5 separate regions of the Homo sapiens genome follow, and regions 1, 3, 4 and 5 are each linked to region 2. Evidence: chromatin contacts called from ENCODE Hi-C or POLR2A ChIA-PET data. All regions are on one chromosome and are shown on one strand. The core of a region is the stretch at or near the end of the contact, and the rest is flanking DNA. Distances in the headings are between cores, read along the strand shown.

What was found. Hi-C counts contacts between places; a loop is a spot of excess contacts on that map. ChIA-PET counts read pairs that join two places held with the same protein, here RNA polymerase II (POLR2A). Pooled maps may share reads with other maps.
Region 1: a map of naive thymus-derived CD4-positive, alpha-beta T cell shows a loop between it and region 2 (4-fold over the local background). The contact joins the promoter of KIAA0040 here to the promoter of PRRC2C in region 2. A Hi-C loop is called at or near these places in 1 of 168 maps with a recorded cell type or tissue (naive thymus-derived CD4-positive, alpha-beta T cell) and 6 of 50 pooled maps. POLR2A ChIA-PET finds 5 or more read pairs at or near these places in 1 of 52 experiments (T-cell).
Region 3: a loop to region 2 is called in a pooled map, with 8 times the contacts of the local background. The contact joins the enhancer-like site here to the promoter of PRRC2C in region 2. A Hi-C loop is called at or near these places in 1 of 50 pooled maps. POLR2A ChIA-PET finds 5 or more read pairs at or near these places in 2 of 52 experiments (B cell and K562).
Region 4: a map of CD8-positive, alpha-beta T cell shows a loop between it and region 2 (20-fold over the local background). The contact joins the promoter of POU2F1-DT here to the promoter of PRRC2C in region 2. A Hi-C loop is called at or near these places in 3 of 168 maps with a recorded cell type or tissue (CD8-positive, alpha-beta T cell and naive thymus-derived CD4-positive, alpha-beta T cell) and 7 of 50 pooled maps.
Region 5: a map of naive thymus-derived CD4-positive, alpha-beta T cell shows a loop between it and region 2 (12-fold over the local background). The contact joins the promoter of MPZL1 here to the promoter of PRRC2C in region 2. A Hi-C loop is called at or near these places in 1 of 168 maps with a recorded cell type or tissue (naive thymus-derived CD4-positive, alpha-beta T cell), 1 of 37 single-sample maps with no recorded cell type and 8 of 50 pooled maps. POLR2A ChIA-PET finds 5 or more read pairs at or near these places in 1 of 52 experiments (activated CD4-positive, alpha-beta T cell).

The regions. Positions count from the first base shown.
Region 1 is chr1:175,191,315-175,194,031 of GRCh38, reverse strand. It overlaps KIAA0040, which reads left to right and starts at 1,256. Exons shown (of 4, transcript NM_014656.3): 1 at 1,256-1,392. RefSeq lists enhancers at 594-703, 1,424-1,573, 1,814-1,863, 2,004-2,053.
Region 2 is chr1:171,484,274-171,486,973 of GRCh38, reverse strand. It overlaps PRRC2C (proline rich coiled-coil 2C), which reads right to left and starts at 1,444. Exons shown (of 35, transcript NM_001387844.1): 1 at 1,239-1,444. RefSeq lists enhancers at 891-1,639, 1,546-1,855.
Region 3 is chr1:175,229,307-175,232,006 of GRCh38, reverse strand. No RefSeq gene overlaps it. Among named protein-coding and RNA genes, the nearest start is that of KIAA0040, 38 kb to the right of the region's middle. Within about 2 kb of position 1,271, at least 2 of the 41 ENCODE cell types and tissues checked have a DNase peak (open chromatin) inside an H3K27ac peak, as active enhancers do; they include B cell, where a contact is called at or near this core.
Region 4 is chr1:167,219,119-167,221,818 of GRCh38, reverse strand. It overlaps POU2F1-DT (POU2F1 divergent transcript), which reads left to right and starts at 1,283. Exons shown (of 1, transcript NR_185889.1): 1 at 1,283-1,988. It overlaps POU2F1 (POU class 2 homeobox 1), which reads right to left and starts at 933. Exons shown (of 16, transcript NM_002697.4): 1 at 861-933. The coding sequence starts at 921. RefSeq lists silencers at 1-240, 461-610, 961-1,060 and an enhancer at 1,241-1,350.
Region 5 is chr1:167,720,679-167,723,378 of GRCh38, reverse strand. It overlaps MPZL1 (myelin protein zero like 1), which reads right to left and starts at 1,397. Exons shown (of 6, transcript NM_003953.6): 1 at 1,137-1,397. The coding sequence starts at 1,227. RefSeq lists silencers at 758-897, 928-997, 1,388-1,757 and an enhancer at 569-1,069.

The DNA of each region.
Region 1 (2,717 bases), core at 7-2,506, 3.7 Mb before region 2:
ACGTGGTTTCTCCTGAATAAACAGAAAGGAATCTCTTGAATCTCAGTTGTGACAGTTGGTTGCAGCAGTCATTTTAATGCCCACTTGGAGAAGCCAAAGGACACCCATACTCAGGCACAGTCGATGGAGGGCAAGTCCTGGTTCAGCACCTGGCACCTGGTACCTGTGTACCTGGCAAATACAGTCGAGGGAACAGCATTTCAGGCCCTTGTCAGGGAGGACCTCCCAGGATGACACTGAGGAGGCCCCTGAAATGATCCACAGCCAGGTCCTGGCATCCCCCTCTTTTCCCACCCACAGTATCCCTGGAGGCACTGAACAAGCTCTGAATCATCAGAGCTTTGTGTCTGGAGTCCCCTATTCAAAGGGGCGCAGGTCTTTTCATTTCCTAGCATCCCATGTGCTCGGAACTAGAGCCAAGAGATCTGAATAGAAAGTAGATGGAGAGCAGCTGAGGATGAGAGGGAAGAACCCCTGAGAACTTTTTGAAGTCAGCTTTCCCCTCCGTCATTTGCTTGTGACAGACAGCTCCTGGGGCGCAGTTTTCCTTAGCGCCTCCAGGCAGCAGAGACAAAGACTCTTCTGAGATGTCACCTGCACCCCTTGGAGCAACCGGCGTTGGCTAGAGGGGACTGTCATGCTCATTTGTCCCGATAAGACATCGGAGCCTTCACCCAACCTGCCGCATGGTATCCCTCTCCAACGCCTCCCACCCCTTCCAGGAAGGCCCTCTATTTAGGCAGCTGTTTTCCCTGAAGCCGGGTTTGCCCGGAGTTCTGTGTCCCATTCCTGGAACACTGGTGCGTCTGTGAGAGACACCGGGGCTGGCTCCGCAGCCGCTGTGTCCTGAAGGAGGCGTGTTCCGGGACTGAGGGGGCAAGGACACGTAATGGCGGGGGGCGGGGAGTGGGGAGCCACCGGCGGGAAGACGGGGAGGGAGGGCGCGTCTGGGGCGTGTGCGCCCAAGGCCAGAGGCACCCGAGGTGGGCTGGCCCAGGGTGGAAAGCCTGGGCCGAGCCCCTGGAGCGGGCGGAACGGCGAGCCAGATTCAGGAAGTTGTGCCTGTGACATCAGGGGCAGGACAGAGTTGGAGCGAAACCTCAACTATGCCAGGCGTCGGCCCGTAGGAAGGCAGGGAACACAGAGGGCGCTGCCCTCGGCGGCAGCGGCAGGTACGCGCGGGGGTGGAGCGGGGCGGGGCGGGGCGGGGCGGGCGGCTCCCACGACCTTGGCCGGCGCCGGGGCCCTACACGCCAGACCTGGCTCGGGGTGGGAGTGCAGAGGCAACCAAAAAGGAACCCACACCTCCCTCCAGGGCCCGGGGCGCTGTCAGACGGGGCAGCAACCAGGAGATTCCCTGGGCCTGCAGGAAGCCCTTCCGCGGACCGAAAGGTGAGTTTCAGGACTTTCTGTTATGTTTTTTAAAAATACATTTTTAAGCGCCCTCTGTTTGGAAGAAGACGCCCAGTCACTCCTGTCTTTAGAAGGATGAGACCTGCCCCAGAGATACAAGGAATTATTCCTAAGTAGCCTCTTGCGCCTTCACAACTTTAGTTCTGGTGTGTTTCCCTCCTTCGCGAGGACTCTCAGGAGTCTTCCTCTCTGCGCCTGGGCTGAGTCCACATGAACTCCTCGGAGGTCGGCGGTGGAGTTACCTTACTCCAGCTGCCGGTAGGAGCGCTTTGAAGGGGACACATGGAAATTCTGTTTTTTACTGAGAAAGCTAAGGCCTGAGACCCTCCGGAAAGCATCGCGGGCTTAGGTGTTTCTAAACCATTCTAGGTGAAGCCAGATTTTCTCTGGAGCTAAGGAACTAGCCAAAACGAAAATATGGCGTGGAGCCAGGGGCGGAGAGGAAACCTGTTTGCTATTCTGAGAGTTTCCAGGGAGCTTGCTGTGACACAGATTACTTCCTAACTTCTTTGACTCTCAGTGGTCCCACCCCCAGACCCCCCATCCCACCCATGAAGGTAGAGTGGGGGACATAATAGGACCTGTTTCCCTAACATTCTGAAGAGCTTTACGGGATTCATCATATGATAATAGAGTTAAGTAAACTATAGATGATAGCTAGTGGGAAGACCAGTCCTGCCTAACCGAAAGGGAAACTGAAGCACAGACAAGCACTCACCCTAATTTAACAGAACACCGGCAGCCAGCATGCCATGCTACTTAGCGGGATTGTGCCACCGATTGCGTTATACGAGGAAGGGAAGGAAAAGACCACTGGAGCATCTTGGAAGCTCCTCCCTTCTAAAGCAGTTGCATTTCATTTGCTCAGCTACAGCTCATAAGGACCTGAAGCTAATTTTAAGGAACCCTCATTCTGAAGTTCTGTTAGATAATGGGAGAGCCTTGAGTTACAAAGAGCAGGACTTAAACATAGCATTGATGCAACCTGTTCCTAACCCTTTTGCAAATGGTTTGCAAGTTCTATCTAAAGACTTCTGCAAGCGTCTTACCAGCCTTTAAACTGGTTCAGTTGCATCAACCACTTAGTCTGATGTGCCTGCCCTTCACCCAGTGCTGGGCTGGAGAGGCAGCTGTACAGGAAAATCTGACCAAGTCTTTCCTTTTGTCTGAAATTCTGCCTCTCTGTCCCCATCCCAGATACAATTTTAGGAAAGAGATGCGTTGTAAAACAAAAGTTTCTTTGGCCTCCATGCATTGTCAATATTTGGCCTGTGAAATGAGTATGACTTCTGTCCTCTTCCCTA
Region 2 (2,700 bases), core at 195-2,694:
TAGGGGATCAATGCATTTGGGGTGAGCCAGAAAAGATGCTGCAGTGCATCTGTGACACACACCTAAAAATGGCTCCAGTCAAAGCAGCATCTTAATTACCAATATGGGAGGTGAAATCTAGTTTTGAAAAATGGTGGGGTTAGGCTTGGTAGGTGCTTAGTATCACCCTATTATTTTTATTTGCAGGAGTAAGCTATTAAGTACTCAACAATCAAAAAATCCTCCGATTCTTCTGGTGCATTCCAAATGAAAATCTTACAGCAGAGCCGCCTACTGTACAATTCTAAGTACTCTAACGAGGTATGAATCTATGAACCCAGGCTGAAAACCAGCCAATGCGGAAATCCAGGTAGCTTTATAAGCCAGCAAACATCAGGCATGTCAGACCCTCAAAAGATCCCAAATAATGTCAAAACACACATACATCCCTTTAAATTAAAGGTACTCCTCTCATGCAAAGGAAGGAAGACTCTATCAATGTCTCTATAGTGGCCCCATGCCCTTTTCTTCAGTCCTAAAACGGGGCCTTTACCCTGACACCACCAATATCAACGCTATCTCAAAGACAGGGAGCTACCGAGATTCACCACGCAAGTTAGAGGATGGAGCGGCCTAGAGTGTGAAAAGACTACCCAAATCCTCCTCCGGAGTTGGGCAGCACTTCCCTAGCGGAAGTAGGGTTGGTCTTGATTCCCCGAAGAGCCTCTCATCTAACCAGGTCTTTAAACCAGACCCTCCCATACATTGCTCATTGCAAGTCCCACCCTCACTACACAGGAAGAGGTAGACAGTGAAAGCCCCGGCTGAGTCCTTCAGTTGTTTGGGGAAACGCATACCCGACACTAAAAAAAAAAAAAAAAAAAAAAGACTTCACGTCCGCCAGTCCAGGAAGACGGAAACCCCCTTCGCTTACCCGGCAACATGCGTAATCCCCTCGCAGGGCCAGGACTGGGGTCTAGGTGGGAGCAAGACAGACCGGTCCAGAACTCCCGCTGCAGACCACATGGGGCGGGTCTGACTCCGGTTTCCCGCTCCCCAAGCTGGAGGCCGACTTCCCCAGACACAGAGATGATGGTAACCAAACAGAAGGGAAATGCCCGGACCCAAGGCCCTCTCCACGCGGCCCCCTAGCCTCCGGGCGCCAGGGTCTGGGTGCGCTCCCACGCCCCAGGCCGCACTCTGGCCGTTCCCGATGGGGCCCTCTTTGATCGCGGCCCCCACACCCTCGCTTTCCTTACCGGTCAGGGTGAGTGTCAAGTTTGCGCACTTCGAGGGTCTCCGCCGATCTCTGATCGAAAGAAGGGGGAGGGAAAGCTGGGGTTAAAGGGGTGGCCGGAAGGGCCACCAGACTGGAAAAGCCGAAGCTGCGGATGGACAAACCGCCAAAGCACTTTCGCAGCTTTCCGAGGGGGAGCGAGCGAGCGAGAAAAAGAAGCAAGATGGCGGCTAGCCAGCCCCTACGTACTACGTCATGACGCTAAGTACGTAGGTCAAATCTCCGCAAGACCACACTCCTGCGCAGAGACGGCCGGATCACGTGAAGCCTCCGTGGCGGCCCAACCCCGACAGAGGGTGCTGGCGCTTCCTGCTGGACGGAGGGAGTTTCTGCAATCAGAATTATCTTTTCAGGACAAAGCTTGGACCTGAGACCTTTCTAAGAAGTCTTGAATTGACCACGTTTACAAGTTGATAATAAGCCTCAGTGAAATGAGCACTCTTATGTCTGGTGGGTGGATGTGTAAATGGTTGAACCAGCAGTTCGCCAGTATGTCTCAGTGAATTTGGGGCAAGCTGAGAAGTCTTGGTGTATTGAAAAGTTATCACAGAGAGTGAAAGTAAAACTAGTGTGAGGAACAGAGTAGCATGGGCTGCTGAGAGCACTTTTTAAGTTTCTAATTATGGATGTGAGATAAGCCATTCAGTTTATTTATATGATCTCTCCATCACAGTGTTCAGCTCCGTTGAATAGTAAGATTCACCCATGCTGGCTTTTACTAGGCAAGTGTAACATAGGCAGATGAGTGTATCTGGAAGTGGGAGACTACAATGATGATAATATTATGTCAGAACAGATGGCGAATGTTTAGTAAATGGTATCTTTTGTCCTCTTTGTGAACTACCTATGACATATTTAAAATTCAAGGATTTCTTACCACTTCTGGTCTGAACGATCTTCCCCGCCAGTAGCTGGTGTATGTCCATGGAATTGTCACTGTAGCAATGTTAGAATAAATGAAATAATAAAGAGAGGTAAATTATGAACACCTCCCTCCCCACTAATATTAATTTGAAGTAGAAAAGTCTGGACTTGCTTGGTGGCTCATGCCTGTAATACTAATACTTTGGTAGGTCAAGGCAAAAGGATTGCTTGAGACCAGGAGTTCAAGACCAATCTGGGCAACATAGTGAGACCCTACCTCTGCAAAAAAATTAAAAAGAAAAAAAGCTAGCTAGGCATAGTGGCACATGCTTATAGTCCTAGCTACCTGGGAGGCTGGAGGCAAAAGGATCACTTGAGCACAGGAGGTTGAGGCTGCAGCGAGACTCTTTCTCGAAAAAATAGAAAAGAAGAAAAGAAAAAGTTTTTTTATTGATATAGGGTCATTGCCAGGGGAAAGCCTACTGATCATCCACAAGAGGACAAGGAAGCATTACTTTAGTGAATTTCTACAACCTTCTAGGATCTGGTCTATAGTGTCC
Region 3 (2,700 bases), core at 22-2,521, 3.7 Mb before region 2:
TGGGTCCTTGTTCCTCAGCTTGCAGACAGCCTATTGTGGGACCTTGTGATCGTGTAAGTTAATACTTAATAAACTCCCATATATGTATATAGATGTACATGTACATGTGTATGTATATGTGTGTATGTGTATATATATACACATATATGTATATATACATATGTGTGTATATACACACATGTATATATACATATATGTGTATATATACACATATGTATATATACACATACATGTATATATACATGTGTGTGTATATATACACATACATGTATATATACATGTGTGTATATATACACATACATGTGTATATACATGTGTGTATATACACATACATGTGTATATATACATGTGTGTATATACACATACATGTATATATACATGTGTGTATATACACATACATATATACGTGTGTATATATACACATACATATATATACATGTGTGTATATATACATGTGTGTATATATACATACATGTATATATGTGTATATACATACATATATGTGTATATATACATACATATATGTATATACATACATACATATATGTATACATACATATATGTGTATATACATACATATATGTGTATATATACACGCATATATGTGTATGTACATACATATATGTGTGTATACATACATACATATATGTGTATACATACATACATGTGTGTATACATATATGTGTATACATACATACATGTGTGTATACATACATATATGTGTATACATACATATGTGTGTATACATACATATGTGTGTATACATACATATGTGTGTATACATACATATATGTGTATATATACACAAACACACACACATATACATACACATGTATATGTGTGTGTGTATATATATGTGTGTGAATATGTGTGTTTATATAGGGAAGTTCATTATATATACTCTATTATACATATATGTGTGTGTGTATATATATATAAAGGGGAGTTTATTAAGTATATATATATATATATATATATATATATATATATATATATATGTCCTATTAGTTCTGTCCCTCTAAAAAAACCCTGACTAATACAGGAACTAACCAGGACATAGGCTGATGTCAGTGACCAGGAGGAAAGAACACGATATGAGTGAGTGATAAGACTTAGAAGAAAAAAAAGCTTCCATCAGAAGATTAATGAGTGCTGATCTGGAGGTGGAGGTGTGAGTTAGGAAAACAGCAACTTTTTCAGGGGTGGAGGATGCATGGAATGTACAATGAGTAGCCTCTATTGGTGGAGGCTGCAGAGGAAGTCGGGTCTTCAAGAAGATCTAGGTCTCAATTAAGAAAAAGGGGTTGTGAAACCCTGTCTCTACTAAAAATACAAAAATTAGCCAGGCTTGATGGTGCGTGCCTGTAATCCCAGCTACTCCAGAGGCTGAGGCAGGAGAATCGTTTGAACCCAGGGGACGGAGGTTGCAGTGAGCCGAGATTGCGCCACCTCACTCCACCCTGGCTAAAGATGAAACTCCATCTCAAAAATTAAAAAAAAGAAAAAAGGGTTGAAGAGTCTCACTTTTGGGGGACATAGAGGAGAGTATTTTAACAATGGAAGGAGGGCTAAAGGTCACCAACACCACTGAAGAATTCTCAGGTCCTTGGTAGGGGTAAATGACAGTCTGACTCAAACTCAGTATATTTTTCAATAAAAATAAGAATCCTCCATCTACCGAAGGAGGATTTCAATGTGACCATGACCTCTACACCCTATAAAACATTAACAGTATCAATACTAATGCAAGGAAAGCTTTTTATGCCAGGATAAATAAAAATAAATGTGTGAGTTTACGTAGGAGACAATGTGGCTCTCAGCAGGAATTTGTAAGTTTCATCTAAACTTGCTCCGGCTCACTCACACTCTTTGTCTCCTTTCATTTGCGTTTCTGGTTGCTTTTCTCATTATCAAAACTATTTACTTGACAGATGATAGAACCCCAGCTGAAGGTGGAGTACAATTAGCATATAAACAAGATTTTTAAAGTGCTGGAACAGAGATGGACTTTAGGGCCTTATGCTCTCTGGAGACTTGACCCCAAAATAATCAAGAGAGATTGTGCTTGGGCGATCCCCAGCCAGTTCTAAAAATGCCCCTGCCTTGCCTTAGGTGATGTAGGGTGCATCATCATATAACTTGGCTGCAAGTTGCCACTAGGTCTTTCATTTGGCTTTAATACTCTAAATAAAGACTTAGTACCAAGTACATAGTCCTTGAAATAAATGTGGTAGAGTGGAAAAAATGAAGATATTAAGACTCAGATAAGCCTGGTTCTGAATGCCAATTGCCATGCCAAACTTTACTTCCCTTGGCAAGTTATTTCAACTCTGAATAATAATAGCAGAAGTCACCATGTAAGATAAGTCAGTAATGGGCCAAGTATTTTATGTGCAAAATCAGAATATCCGCTACTCTACTAATATCCTGGGGTCAGCCTCCCCTAAAAAAATAGCCTGAGCCCCTAGGTAACATGCTATGTCAGAGAAGTCTAATATTTTCTCCAGTGTTTCTAATATGGGTTCAAATGTTCTTCAAATTCCTATTGTCAGCTCACCTCTTACCTCCTCTCTCCCTCTTCCTCCTGAGATGTTGTCCTCTCTCCTCTCCTCTTTCATTGAAGGTTAGATATGGCTCCTTCTCCTTAGGCCTCCACATAATACCAACACAAAGTTTTCCTGATAGTTTGGTGATAATGGA
Region 4 (2,700 bases), core at 34-2,533, 4.3 Mb after region 2:
CACGCAGACCCCTGCGCGGGTTCCCCACCCCCGCCGCCCCAGGCCACCTCGCAGCGCCCACGACCGCTCACCCCTACCCACCTAGAGAGCAGGCCTGGCTTGGGTCAGGCCACCACATTGGGGACCAGTGGGGCGAGGCCGAAGTGCCTGGGGCCGTGACCCCCGGGCTCAGCCCCGCGCGGGGCGCGGGCAGGGAGCTCTCCCCGCGCGCACCCCCGGTTGCCCTGAGGGCCGCCCCCCAAGGCGGGCAGCGCCCCCCCGCCCGGGCCCGCTCCCGGGGGAAGACGCGTGCGGGTGTCCGGCCGCCGGGGTCCGCTCCGGCCCCGCCGCCTCCCCGGCATTGTGCTCGCCGCCGCCTCCATCCCCCTTCACGCCCCCCACCCCGCGCCCGCCCGGCCCCGGCCGCCCGCCCGCGCCCTACTGCGCCCCGCCGGCCCAGCAGCTATGAATATGTAAAATGTCTTTATTGTCCTCTCCCTCTGCCCCGGCCCCGCCGCCCCGCCGCGGACCCGCTCGGGTTCGGGCACGGCGGCGAGGAGGCGGCAGCGGCGGCCGGCAGAGGAGGAGGGCCGGTGCCGACGGGCAGACGGCGAGCGGCGGCGGGGTGGGCCGGGTGCAGGAGGAGGGCAGTGGATCGCAGCCCCCTTTGCCCCTTGTCTTCCCCCTCCGCCTGGCCGCTCCGAGCCTCTTTCCCCCTCCGCTCAGCGCCCGGCGGGGGCTCAATGCTCCCCGGCCCCCCATCTCCCCGCCGTTAATTATAATAATCCTGAGTACTAATAAATTATGCTAAGTCGCGGGGGGGGGCAGCGGGAGCCGGGGTTGAGTATGAATATGAATATGTAAAATGCTGTAATGATTACCTGCTGCTGCTGCCGCCGCGGCTGAACTCTCATCTTGACTCGCTGCTCCTCCGTCCGCCATTTTGAATATTTTAACCAAAATCGCCCGGTCGATAAACCCTCCCTCGCTCTGGCTCCCCTCCCCCCTCCCGCCCTGCTTGCCTCCTCCCTCCTCTCCGCCCCCTCCCGCTCCTTCCTCTCCCCGGGCGCGCGCCAGGGGGCGCGCGAGGCCGGCTCTGTTCGCCCCGGCCCCCTCAGAAGAGCTCCACCCCCTTCCCGCGCTCTGCGCACGCGCCTTCGGGGCGCTGTGGCCCTTCGGTAGCTAAAGCAGCGCCCTCAATCAGCCAGGCACCCTGTGGCTTCATTTTTCGTCTCGGCTCTGCGCATGCGCGCCTTTCTCCTGCCGCCAGAAGTGTCGCCGGCGCATGCGCTCCCTCTAGCTCAGAACCAGATTATATAGTATCCCGGGCGCCTGTGTCTTCTTACACTTCTCCCTTTTCCTCCCGCCTTGCTTCCCTCCTGGCTTCGCTCCGGTCTCCCCCAGTGGCCTGTGGCATTGTAAAAGCACGGCAAGGAGCGCAGCGGCCAGAAACGTGGGGGCGCGTGGAAGGGCAGTGAGCGGCCCGCGTGCCCTGTGCTCCGCACTTTCTTCAGGGTTTCCGCGCAGTTGAAACATTGGCAACAATGGATAAGCCGCTCCTCGCTAGGTAATTTCCGGCCCTCTGGGCAGGTAGGGGCGGAAACGACCGCCACGGGAGCCGGGCATGAGGCACCTGCTGAGCCACACGCGGGCCTCCCGCTTTAAATTTGAATCCGAGCTAATCCCCGCCCCCGGCTCTGCTAGTGCAGGAGACCCGGCCCCGGCAAACGCGAGGGGGAGTGTCGTGTGATTGTTTTAATTAGCCCTAAATCTCTTCTGCTCTACTTGCTTCTAACGCCAGGCTGGCTTCCTCGGGAGCTAGGCGTCTTATTAAGTCGCTAATTTCCGCCCTACCCTTCCTTTCTGCCTTCACGCCCCTCTAACGCCGCTCCCCCCAATCGAAACAGACCCCATATTCTGAGGCTTCCCCCCGCGCCTTCTTCCCGCCTTGGAACACCTTTTAAAACCTAGCAGTAAGCTGATGACTAATAAAAATGTCGAAATCGTAACTTCATCGTGAATTTTATTTTGCTGTGTTTCTCAGAGTAAATATGGTATTGGGGAAAGGTTTCGCGTTGCACATATCTTTCTTGGTAACTAGACATAATGTTGCTGAGTTTTCTTTATCTTAAATGGCGAAATTCCCTGGACAAAGTCCCAGGTCTAATTATTTTACGAATTTTTAAAGCCCTATTTTTGTTTGTTTGTTTGTTTTTTAAGAATAGAAAGGTGTATTTCATGGTAAGCAAAGTTTAAAAAAAATCAGCTCTAGTTAATCTGTCTTGAGAGATATGACTGAAGTTTAAATTGGGTAGAACTGCTGGTTCTACAATTAAAAACAAAACTGATTTCCAAGTGAGTGCAATTATTTTAATGGGTAAAGTTTTAATCATCAGTCCTAGAATGCTCGTTGGACTCCTTTAACTGTGCAAGTACAGTTAAAGCTATTGTCAGTGACAGGCAACGATTTGGGGGTGGGATTGATTTGTTCGTGGTAATTAAGCCTTAGGGTGTGTGCATGACTGTTTGAACCAAATAATTAGACCGCCCTGTAATCTAATTATTTAGAGCCACGCCAACCAGCACACTTAAGGAAATGAAATATTTAACTAGTTAATCTGGAAATATGGCCTAAGTTATTTTCACCAGCATTACTGTAAGGGAAGTCTCAGAATTGACAACCTTATTGGAAATAGTTAAGTACATGCCCCTGCTCTGGGG
Region 5 (2,700 bases), core at 148-2,647, 3.8 Mb after region 2:
AATCACTGTTTAAGTGGAACAGTTGGTGATCCAACAGAACTTCACCTAGTTTCCCTGATCCAAGGATTATATTAAGAACTTTTCCATGAAGAAAGAAATTACTGAGTAAACTCTGGTATTCAGATACTGTGATGCTAAATCATAACTGACATTTTGAAAACAAAGGGAATGAAAAAAATCTACGTGGTTTCTTAGCAGCTGGCCCTCTTTATAACTATTATTTAACTAAATTCGGAGACAGCAACAAGTACTTTGCTTTGAACAACAACACAGAAAAGTCCTGTGGCAGATACCACTTCAGATGTCCATAAAACAAGTCATCCAATTCCCATAAATTGAGCCCGAGGTTTACCTTAAGCTTGAGTCACAATATTTGGTAAGAAAAAGGAGCTTTTTTTTTCCTTTAGGAAAATTATGCTTTTTAATGCTCTATGTCTTGTCAAATTATGGTGGCTACGTCTGGAATTATGATGGATTTGACCAAATTCTTTTAAGCCAGGCCATCTCACTGGTATTCCAAGCTCTTTGCATTCTAACCTAGAAGTAACAATATTTTTTTATTGGCGTTTTGCAGACCACGGAAATGAGACTCTTTTATTACGGAGACTTAAAACTGAATGAGAGCATGGGAAAGGGAACTTACAACAAAACCCTGGCTTAACAGGAAACAAATCAACAAAGGCCCTACAAATGAAAAACCTGCAACTTTCCGCCACCTCCCAAAGGTGAAGAACGCCAGAACCCTAGTTCCTGAGTCAGAATCCGGGAGGGCCTAGACGATCCAGAGTCACCACGAGGAGAGGGCAGGGTGCGCCGCGAGGGCTCACCGCAGCCGCCCGCCGGGTCCGCTCCCCTGGACCGCCCCCCGGGAAGGAGCAAGGTAAAGCACTCTCCCCTCCTCCTCCGCACTCCAGGATCCAGGAAAGAGAAGAAAGAGGCTCTGCGCCTTCCCGGCCAGTCGCGGAGGCCCGCGTTCCCCATGGGCTGGGTCCCCTCGGCCCCAGAGAGCGCAGGCCGCGCCCCCTCCCCACCTCGGCTCTCAGTGCGCGCGCCTGGCCTGCGACCGCCGCGATGGGCGTGTGTCGGGCCCGGGGGCCCCACTCCCCGGCCCCAGCCCTGGTCCTGGCATCACTTACAGAGCCCAAGCGCCGCCGCCAGCACCGACCACAGCCAGCGCCGGCTGTCTGGGGCTGCAATCACCGCCCCGGCTCCGGCGGACGCTGCCATCGTCCAGCCACTGCAGTCGCCGCCGCCGCCGCCGCGTCCCTGAGCCCGGGTCCCCGCTGAGGTTGGCTCGGCTTGGGGAAGAGGCTTCTGATCTCTCCGCCACCCGCGCCGGGTGGCACCTCCACGCCGCGCTCCCCACTCCGGTCCCAGCCGCGGCTCTCCAGCTCTGCACCGAAGCCTCAGCCCCACTCCGGCCCTCGCTGTCCGCTCATTGGCCTGCCCGCACCCTTTTAAGGACGCGATTGGAGAGTCAGGCTGTCCATCATCCGTCCGCCGGGAAGGCCCCGCCTCCTCGGTCCCACCCAGGCGCCTCGGCCCCGCGCGGAGGCCGGGTCTGCAGCGGTCCCAGGCCGAGCCGAGCCTTCCGCCTGCCTGCGTGGCTGTCCGCCTGCGGGCCCCACCAGCCAGCGTCTCCTCTGCCTTTCTCAGGGTCCAGTCCCGTGGTCCTCTTCATTGTCTCTCCTCGCCACAGGTCTTTGCTGGGTACTAACCTCGCCTCCGTTTCAGCTCTTCTTGTTCTCTGCCGGCCTCACCTAACGAAAAAGAAGCAATTCATTTACCTTAAAAAGAAAGAAAAGACAGAAAGAAAAATAATGAGGCGTTCAATTGATGGGGGAGAGACTTCTGATTCAGTCGTCCAGGTGGAACACGTTCCCCGTGCCGTGTCCCCAAGGCCTGTCCTTTGCGTGGACTAGATAATGTATGTGTTGCAATTTGCGAAATCTACTAGTTTAAAAAGAAGTCTCCATCTTGCCCTAACCTCCTCTTAGGAACCTCCCTCCTGGCTTCAGAAGGATGGGAATCTGGAACTCTTTCCTACTACCTGAAAAACAAATGAAAATGCTTTTTGATTGTTTTGCTTTCGCATATCTGTGTTCCTGTCTGTGTCCGTGAAAAATAGAAAGCAGAAGTTCCCAACACTGATTCTGAAGTGCCCTGCAGAAGTTCCCGACACTGATTGCTGGCCCTGCTCAACTTGGTTGCCTTGGCCCAGAACAGTCTGCCACCTACGGGTTGTCCAATCAATAGGGGAAATATTTGGAAGGATCCTTATGAAAATGGCTTACAAAAGGGAAAAATGGGGGACAGGGGCACAAGAAAGATGAGTGTGAAGGAGGAAAAGGGAAGATTCAGGTGGGAGGCTGATACGATGAGGAAGGGAAGCAAGCTTTAGACAATTAGGACAAGAGCGGGGGAAGAGTATGGTGAGAACCCAAAATGTAACCTCTCACTTCAGGGTTTTTGTCTAAGGTCAGTCTTAACAATGCCATTCCTGATATCTGTGCTGTTTCAGCTAACATTGCAGTACAGCGAAATCATAAGAACATTAGTGAGAAAAAAACTTAAAAAAAAAAAATACCAGAACCACTTTGCCCTATTTCTGTCAGCAGATCCTTTTGAAGTTGTATCTCAAATGCCATAGGTTGGAAAAGATACCAATGCATTAATTGAACCATGGATGTAGAACACCTG